3 separate regions of the Mus musculus genome follow, and regions 1 and 3 are each linked to region 2. A link is a loop called in an ENCODE intact Hi-C map of the cell type or tissue named here. Cell type or tissue: left cerebral cortex. All regions are shown on one strand.

Region 1 (2,500 bases), 570 kb after region 2:
GTGAGTACATGTGTGTGAGTATATGTGTGTGAATGTGTATGTTGTGTGTGTGAGAATGTGTGTGTGTGTGTGTGTGTGTGTGAATGTGTATGTTGTGTGTGTGAGAATGTGTGTGTGTGTGTGTGTGTGTGTGTGTGTGTGTGTGTGTGTAGATCAGGGAAGCATCTGAAATGGCATAACTACTACACTCCCATTCGATATAATCAGATTTAAGACCCATAACCAAAAGCTTTGGCAAAGACTTGGAACAACTGATACAGACACACAATGGCTAGAGGAGAGCTAAAATAATCACGTGGTGCATGGGGTAGGAGGCAAACTGGCATTTTCTCTGAAAGTTAAAGATGTGTGCCCTATGACTTAACAGTTCTACTCTCTGGACGTTAACCTGAAGAAACAAGTGAATGTGATTACACCGTTAGGGATCCTGTTTACCTGTTTATGTTTGTTTTGTTTTATTTTGTTTTGAGGCAGAGTCTCTTTAACATAGCCCTGGCTGTCTGGGAACTCACTATGTAGATCAGGCTAGCCCAGACTCACAGATCTGACTGCCTCTGCCTCCTCAGTGCTGGGATTAAAGGCCTGCACCACCTCTCCCAGCTCCATGTCTTGTCTGAAATAGCCCAAACCAGAAGTCGCTCAGATGCATACCAACAGATGAGTGGGTAACAGGGCAGTGTGTTCACTCGAAACCAAAGGGCAATGACATTTGAATCTCAAAGGCATTGTGCTCAGGGACAGAACCTTCCACATGTGATTCTTTTCTGTGATAGAGGAGTCAAAGCTCTGGTGTTTCTGAACTATATTCCATTTCTAAACTTTAGCTCCAGAAAGTAGTTAGTTGGTTGCCTGGGAACAGGGCTCAGGTCAATGCTTAATGGAAAAGAGCACAGAGAAACAACTTTTTTTATGCAGAAAATAACAAATGTTCTCTCTATTTGGAGTGGATGTGGTTTCAGGCATCATTTTTTATTCCAATCTACTAAGCTATGAAGGTAAGTGGGTGAATTTGAATGCATACTTATCATTTGACATTAAAGATCTACAAAAATAAGCCAATTACTGAGATCTAAAGGGTGCCTGCTGAAACTCTTGATGAAGTGTCCTGTTCATCTGCTGAAATGTGCTTGCAACCAGCAACGCATTCAGGCTCCAGCAGGGGCATCAGGTGATCGTCATCTCCCTGTGCTCAAAGGTTGGCTAGCACCTAAACCCTTGTGGAACTTTATCTTTGTCTGCCCTCTAGTGTCCAAGGTGAGTAATGCAAGAATCCTTGCTTCATGATGTCCTATGGTTAGTCTTCAACTCCGTGAATGAAAAACCCTTTGTATTAAAAGTCTTGGAAAGATCAGGAATTCAAGGCAAATACCTAAGCATAACAAAAGCAATATACAGCAAACCAACGGCCAACATCAAATTAAATGGTGAGAAACTTGAAGCAATCCCACTAAAATCAGGGATAAGACAAGGCTGCCACTTTCTCCCTAGTTATTCAATATAGTGCTCAAAGTTCTAGCTAGACCAATTAGACAACAAGAGGAAGTCAAAGCGATACAAACTGGAAAGGAAAAAGTCAAGTGTACTGGCTGGTTTTGTGTGTCAACTTGACACAAGCTGGAGTTATCATCACAGGGAAAGGAGTCTCCTTTAAGGAAATGCCTCCATGAGATCCAGCTGTAAGGCTTTTTCTCAGTTAGTGGTCCCTGGGGAAGGGCCCATTGTGGGTGGTGCCATCTCTGGGCTGGTAGTCTTGGGTTCTATAAGAAAGCAAGCTGAGCAAGCCAGGGGAAGCAATCCATTAAGCAGCACCCCCTTCATGGCCTCTGCATCAGCTCCTACCTGAGAGTTCCTGCCCTGTGTGAGTTTGTGTCCTGACTTACATTGGTGATGAACAGCAGTGTGTAAGTGTAAGCTGAATAAACCCTTTCCTCCCCAACTTGCTTCTTTGTCATGATGTTTTGTGTGAAGGAATACAAACCCAGACTGAGACATCAAAGTATCACTATTTGTGGATGATATGATAGTATACATAAGCAACCCCAAAAATTTTACCAGAGAACTCTTACTCATGATAAACAACTTCAGCAAAGTGGCTGGATATAAAATTAACTCAAACATATCAGTAGCCTTCCTCTACACAAAGGATAAATGGACTGAGAAGAATATAGGGAAACAACACCCTTCTCAATAGTCACAAATAATATAAAATATCTTGGTGTGACTCTAACCAAACAAGTGAAAGATCTGTATAGCAAGAACTTTAAGTCTCTGAAGAAAGAAATCAAAGATGACTTCAGGAGATGGAAAGATCTGCCATGTTCATGGATTGGTAGGATTAACATAGTAAAAAATCTTACCAAAAGCAATCTACAGATTCAATGCAATCCCCATCAAAATTCCAACTCAATTCATCACAGAAATAGAAAGAGCAATTCTCAAATTCGTCTGGAGTAACAAAAAACCCAGGATAGGGAAACCAATTCTCAACAATAAAAGATCT
Region 2 (2,500 bases):
CCGGCTCTCCACTCGGTTCCGGGCGGCGACGGCAGCACGAACACAACAACACACTTCACCTCCCTTCAACCTCCCGGGCAGCAGCCCCGGCAGGAGAGGCTGTAGCAACAGCAGCGCCCAGAGCAACTGCAGCAAAAGTGGCGTGCCGGGCCGTAAAGCGTGGCAAAGGCGGGGCTAAATCATGAAGGCGGGGCTTGAGGCGGAGTCGCGCACGCGCAAACTCTGGATCAGAGGCCAGACCCGCGCGGGTAGAGCTGGAGGGAAGAGCAGCTGCTTTAGAACTTAGGGGCCACATTCCAGAGGTCCTGAAACTGCACAGCGCACCATATATGCCTACGCAAGAAAAGGCACAAGGCGGGAAACATGTCACACAAAAATAAAGTCTTCCGTCTGCACACTTGTCCCACTAATCTGCACTAGGAACAAAACGGACAGGAAGGACCCAGTCCCAGAGACTCACGGCCCCGCGGACCATTATCAAGCTTGTCACGTACTGACGCTGGCTGCCACTGCCTAAATTGTTCAGAAACCTACTCTCCTTGGACCCAGTGGTCTCTGAGCAGGGTCCACCTCAGAGTCGAGGATGTATGAGTCCGTTGGCAAGGGTTAGAGCGAGAGGATTTGAGTTAGAAGGCTGAAGAGTTCCGGGCCAGGTCTCATTTCCAGAAATGCTCAACCTAGGGAATACTTTCTAAGCACAGAGGCTGCCTCCTGCAGCTCCGCCTGGAGTCACCATTGCTGCTTGCCAATGCTTTATGGTAGTGACTAAAGCTCTTAAGTGTTCTGTGCCTCCGTTTCCAGTGAGTAGAAGAGGGGCTCCTCTAGTTATTCAGCCAGAATTTTCGGCTTGCTTGCTCTAGGGCACCCTAAAATTAAAAGGCAGCTGAGGCCTCTTTTGATGACAAGACCTCACACCCTCAGTCTCATTTTATAGACGAATAAATGAGGCACAAGGAGGGTAAAGACTTTACCCAAGCTTCCTTGATCCTAGGCAGCAAAGCTCGATTCCCATTATGTTTCCTAAGGGTAGTATTTAGCAGGGAACTAAGTGACAGACTAAATACTCAAACTGGCTATAAAGAAGCCTAACAGTGGATACGTCACAAAATTTCAAGTCAGTGCTATGGGATTAAACAAAATAAAATAAAAATAGTAGAACGTCTTTGAGAAGCATTGCTGCACGCCAAAACAACTGGGTCACTGGGCTGTCTGTCCAGTGGGAAAGTGGCTGCAGAAACGCTGACGTGTGTAGCTAGCTATGTTTAGAGGCTGGGTGTGCTGATTTGTGCCTGCTTGGAATCCCAGCAGTTGGGAGTGAGGCAGTAAAGAAGTTCAAGGTTAGGCCAGCCTGGTCTACAAAGTGAGCTCAGGACAGCCAGGGCTATACAGAGAAACCCTGTCTCGAAAAACAAAAAACAAAAAACAAACAAACAAAAAAAGAAGTTCAAGGTCGGGCTGGAGAGATGGCTCAGCTGTTTAGAGAAGTCAGTGCTCTTCCAGAGGTCCTGAGTTCAATTCCCAGCAACGACATGGTGGCTCACAACCATCTGTAATGGGATCTGATGCCCTCTTCTGGGGTGTCTGAAGACAGCTGTGGTGTACCCATACACATAAAAACAAGCATAACTTAAAAAAAAAAACGTTCAAGGCCATGCTGGGCTACAAAATGAGTTCAAGGCCAACTTGAGATAAAGTAGACGCTGGCTCAAAACAAAACAAAAGAAGGTGGACCCTTCCCCCACCAACTTTCTAAATTGAATTCTAATGCAAAGCAGAGTAGGAATAGTTATATGCTAACAATAACCAAGCAAGCAAGCACCAAACACTAGCTTTTATTTATGAGGAGGGGAAAGGGTCTGGGTTCTGAATAGGGATGCGGTAGGCTGAGCGGAATCTCAGGAAAAGAAAGACAAAGTCCCAGGCTTCTAAATAGGAAGAAAAACGATTTTTAAAGTTTGGATAAGCCACAAAACTGGGAATAATATTGAAGCAACTCCTAGGAGACTCCCAGTTGGTGTAGTGTGTAGTGATTTCTGTGAATTCAGGATGTTATCTTTGCTTATTTAAATGTGACCCATTCAAATTTTGTCCTAAGTAAAAGAAGCTTTGAGCTGGGTATGGCGGTGCACTCCTTTAATCCCAGCACTCGGGAGGAAGAGGCAGGCAGATTTCTGAGTTTGAGGCCTGTCTGGTCTACAAAGTGAGTTCCAGGAAAGCCAGGTTATACAGAGAAACCCTGTCTCCATAAACAAAAACAAAACAAACAAACAAAACAAAATAAGAAGCTTTGAATAGCCGAAAAGCTATTGGCAGAAGCAACAGAAGCAAATTCCAGGCTAGCCTGATCTACATAGTGAGTTTCAGGAGATCCAAGGCTACCTAGAGATCCTGTCTCAAAACAAAAACAAAGTCATGAACAAACAAACAAACAAACAAACAAACAAACAAACAAACCACTCAATGAATATTAGCGAAGAAGCTTAATTCCAGAGGATGCCTT
Region 3 (2,500 bases), 86 kb after region 2:
CCCTCCCTCCATTTCTAGACAGGGTCTTCTATAATCTAGGATTGGCCTTGAACTCTTAACTCTTCTGCCTCTACCTCTCAAGTGCTAGTATAACAGGCATGTGCCATTGTGCCTGGCTCCATAGCTCTGTCTTTGATCTCCAAGATACAAACATCCCTTGTTCTGACAGTTTGTAGTGAGTTTCAATGACTGACACCCAAAAGTGTATACAATGGGCACCTGGGCACCCTCACTTCCAAACCCCAATCTTCAAGTTCCAAACAATGGTAACTCCATGTTCTGATGACGGGGATTCCAAACAATAGCTAGAGGAGGATCAGAATGCCTGGGGCTTGAGTTTATGTGTATAACATGTATTATATTCATAGTATAATATATATATTATATATATATAATATATAATATATATTATTTTATGTATATGTGTAATATAATACACAACATAAAATATATAACACACAACATACAACACATAACATATAGCACACAACATATACTATATACTATATACTATATACTATATACTATATACTATATACTATATACTATATACTATATACTATATACTATATACTATATACTATATACTATATACTATATACTATACACTATACACTATACACTATACACTATACACTATACACTATATACTATATACTATATACTATATACTATATACTATATACTATACACTATATACTATATACTATATATTCAAGCCCCAGTATATATTGCTTGAAATTGAGCCTGTACCTCACCCATGGTTGGCATAAAGCAAAACCACCCTTGTTCTCTAGTTGATCATGTCCTAAAAGTGGAACTCTTCCTAAAAATAGGCATTGAAGTGGAAGTTATAGGACTTTTTTCTTTTTAAAATACCACCTGACACTCAGATTCTAAACCCTGTGCTTTAACCCACTGATACTGAACATTGCTAATGATTGCCACACAATGTTCTGGACAGCTGATTATTCAGTAGCCTGAATAAACAGTAAATATATTTGTTTTGGCTGAACTGCCAAGCCTACGGAAAGGGCAATCCTTGTTCAAGTCTTGCTATGTGAAGGCTGGAGGCAGTAGCAAGACAATGGAATGTCAAAGCTGAAATAGCCCTTGAAGTGCTCACCTTGGAGCGCCCTCTGCAGGGAGTGTCTGGTAGTACCATGTGGGTTTGTTACGAAGCTGGAGCCCGTCCCTCATCCATCATCCATAGATGTGGGTTGTGGATGAGAACTGGTGGTGGGGTACATTTGGGAAATTCAGCTTCCCAGAAGGTCCTGTGGCATAGCCAGTTACCACATCTCGCTTGTCTAGATTTCCCTCACTTGAACTTGAACACTACGATCATTCCATTAATCGTAGATTAAACGCCATTTGGTCTAATCTCAGCGCAGAGGTTTGGAAACCGAAGCCAAGAATAGGTTCCAGGTTTGCTATAGTCACAGGGTGTTTCTAGTGAGATACTCTAGGCACTGGTCCGCTCTACCTTTCAGGCTTGCTCAGCTACCAGCCCACAGTCCTCTGGCACTTACGAAGGTGGGTAGGTGGTGGCATCTCTGATGCCGTTCCAGGGTAGCGGGGGCTCTGGAGGAGCAAACCTGCGGGTGCCCACCGGAGGTTTAGAGAAGGGGATCCCCAGGAAGACTTGGATGGGTGTGTCTCCCACATGCACTTGCTTTCCTTGGAGGATCCCGTGTTTGGTGATCAGGAGAGGTTCCTTGGTGTGCAAAGCACCTGGGAAGAGAAGAGGGACTGTCACTCTGTCTTCTTATGCTTCTCAACCATGGATGGGATTCTGGTACATCTGCCATGGAATCCATTCTCTCCTCCGTTCTCCTCTCTTTCTGCTCTTCCCCCGTCTCTCTCCAGAGTCTCACTACATAACTCAGGCTGGTTCTGAACTCATCATTCTTCTAACCCAGTCTCCCAAATGCTGGAATTGCAAAAGAGTGCCACCAGACTCGGGTAGCTGCTGCTGCTTGCTTTATATTGGTACATATACACATACACATACAATGCACATGCACCCACCTCCACTCACATATGCACATTCAATACACATAAAATAAACATATACATACATCATATACATATACAAATACACACATATATCAACAAATTTATTATTATTATTATTATTATTATTATTATTATCATCTGAGACAGGGTTTCTCTGTATAGCCCTGGCTGTCCTGGAACTCACTTTGTAGACCAGGCTGGCCTCGAACTCAGAAATCCGCCTGCCTCTGCCTCCCAAGTGCTGGGATTAAAGGTGTGCGCCACCACGCCCGGATCAATTATTATTTTTTAACTATTACAAAATCCTATGTTTATGAGTGTTTTGCATGTATGTACATCAGTGTACCATATGCAGAATAGGGTGTTGGGTCCTCTAGAGCTGGAACTACAGACAACCGTAGGCTGCCATGTTGGTGCTGGGAATAGAATCTGGCTTTTTTTTTGCAAGAGCAGCCAGTGCTCTTAGCTGCTGAGCCAGCTC

What was found. Hi-C counts contacts between places; a loop is a spot of excess contacts. Peaks named below come from ENCODE experiments on the same cell type or tissue, not always from the same donor. Only the 100,000 strongest peaks of a DNase experiment are listed, where the experiment ranks them.
Region 1: a loop joins it to region 2, with 4 times the contacts of the local background. A loop is called at or near these places in 12 of 42 quality-filtered maps.
Region 3: it touches region 2 in a loop (3-fold over the local background); 21 of 42 quality-filtered maps call a loop at or near these places.

What each region holds. Positions count from the first base shown.
Region 1 is chr8:104,653,884-104,656,383 of GRCm38, reverse strand. All of the region lies in intron 1 of 1700082M22Rik (a long non-coding RNA gene), which reads right to left. Among named protein-coding and RNA genes, the nearest start is that of 1700082M22Rik, 13 kb to the right of the region's middle. In left cerebral cortex, a CTCF peak has its summit at 1,222 (motif pointing left); a DNase peak (open chromatin) is centred at 1,226.
Region 2 is chr8:105,222,815-105,225,314 of GRCm38, reverse strand. D230025D16Rik (RIKEN cDNA D230025D16 gene) reads right to left here and starts at 128. Exons shown (of 16, transcript NM_145604.3): 1 at 1-128. In left cerebral cortex, no CTCF peak of the experiment used is centred here; DNase peaks (open chromatin) are centred at 176 and 1,227; H3K4me3 peaks cover 895 bases; H3K27ac peaks cover 981 bases.
Region 3 is chr8:105,137,206-105,139,705 of GRCm38, reverse strand. Ces4a (carboxylesterase 4A) reads right to left here. Exons shown (of 14, transcript NM_146213.2): 2 at 1,533-1,734. Among named protein-coding and RNA genes, the nearest start is that of Ces4a, 6.7 kb to the right of the region's middle. In left cerebral cortex, a CTCF peak has its summit at 1,136 (motif pointing left); a DNase peak (open chromatin) is centred at 1,129.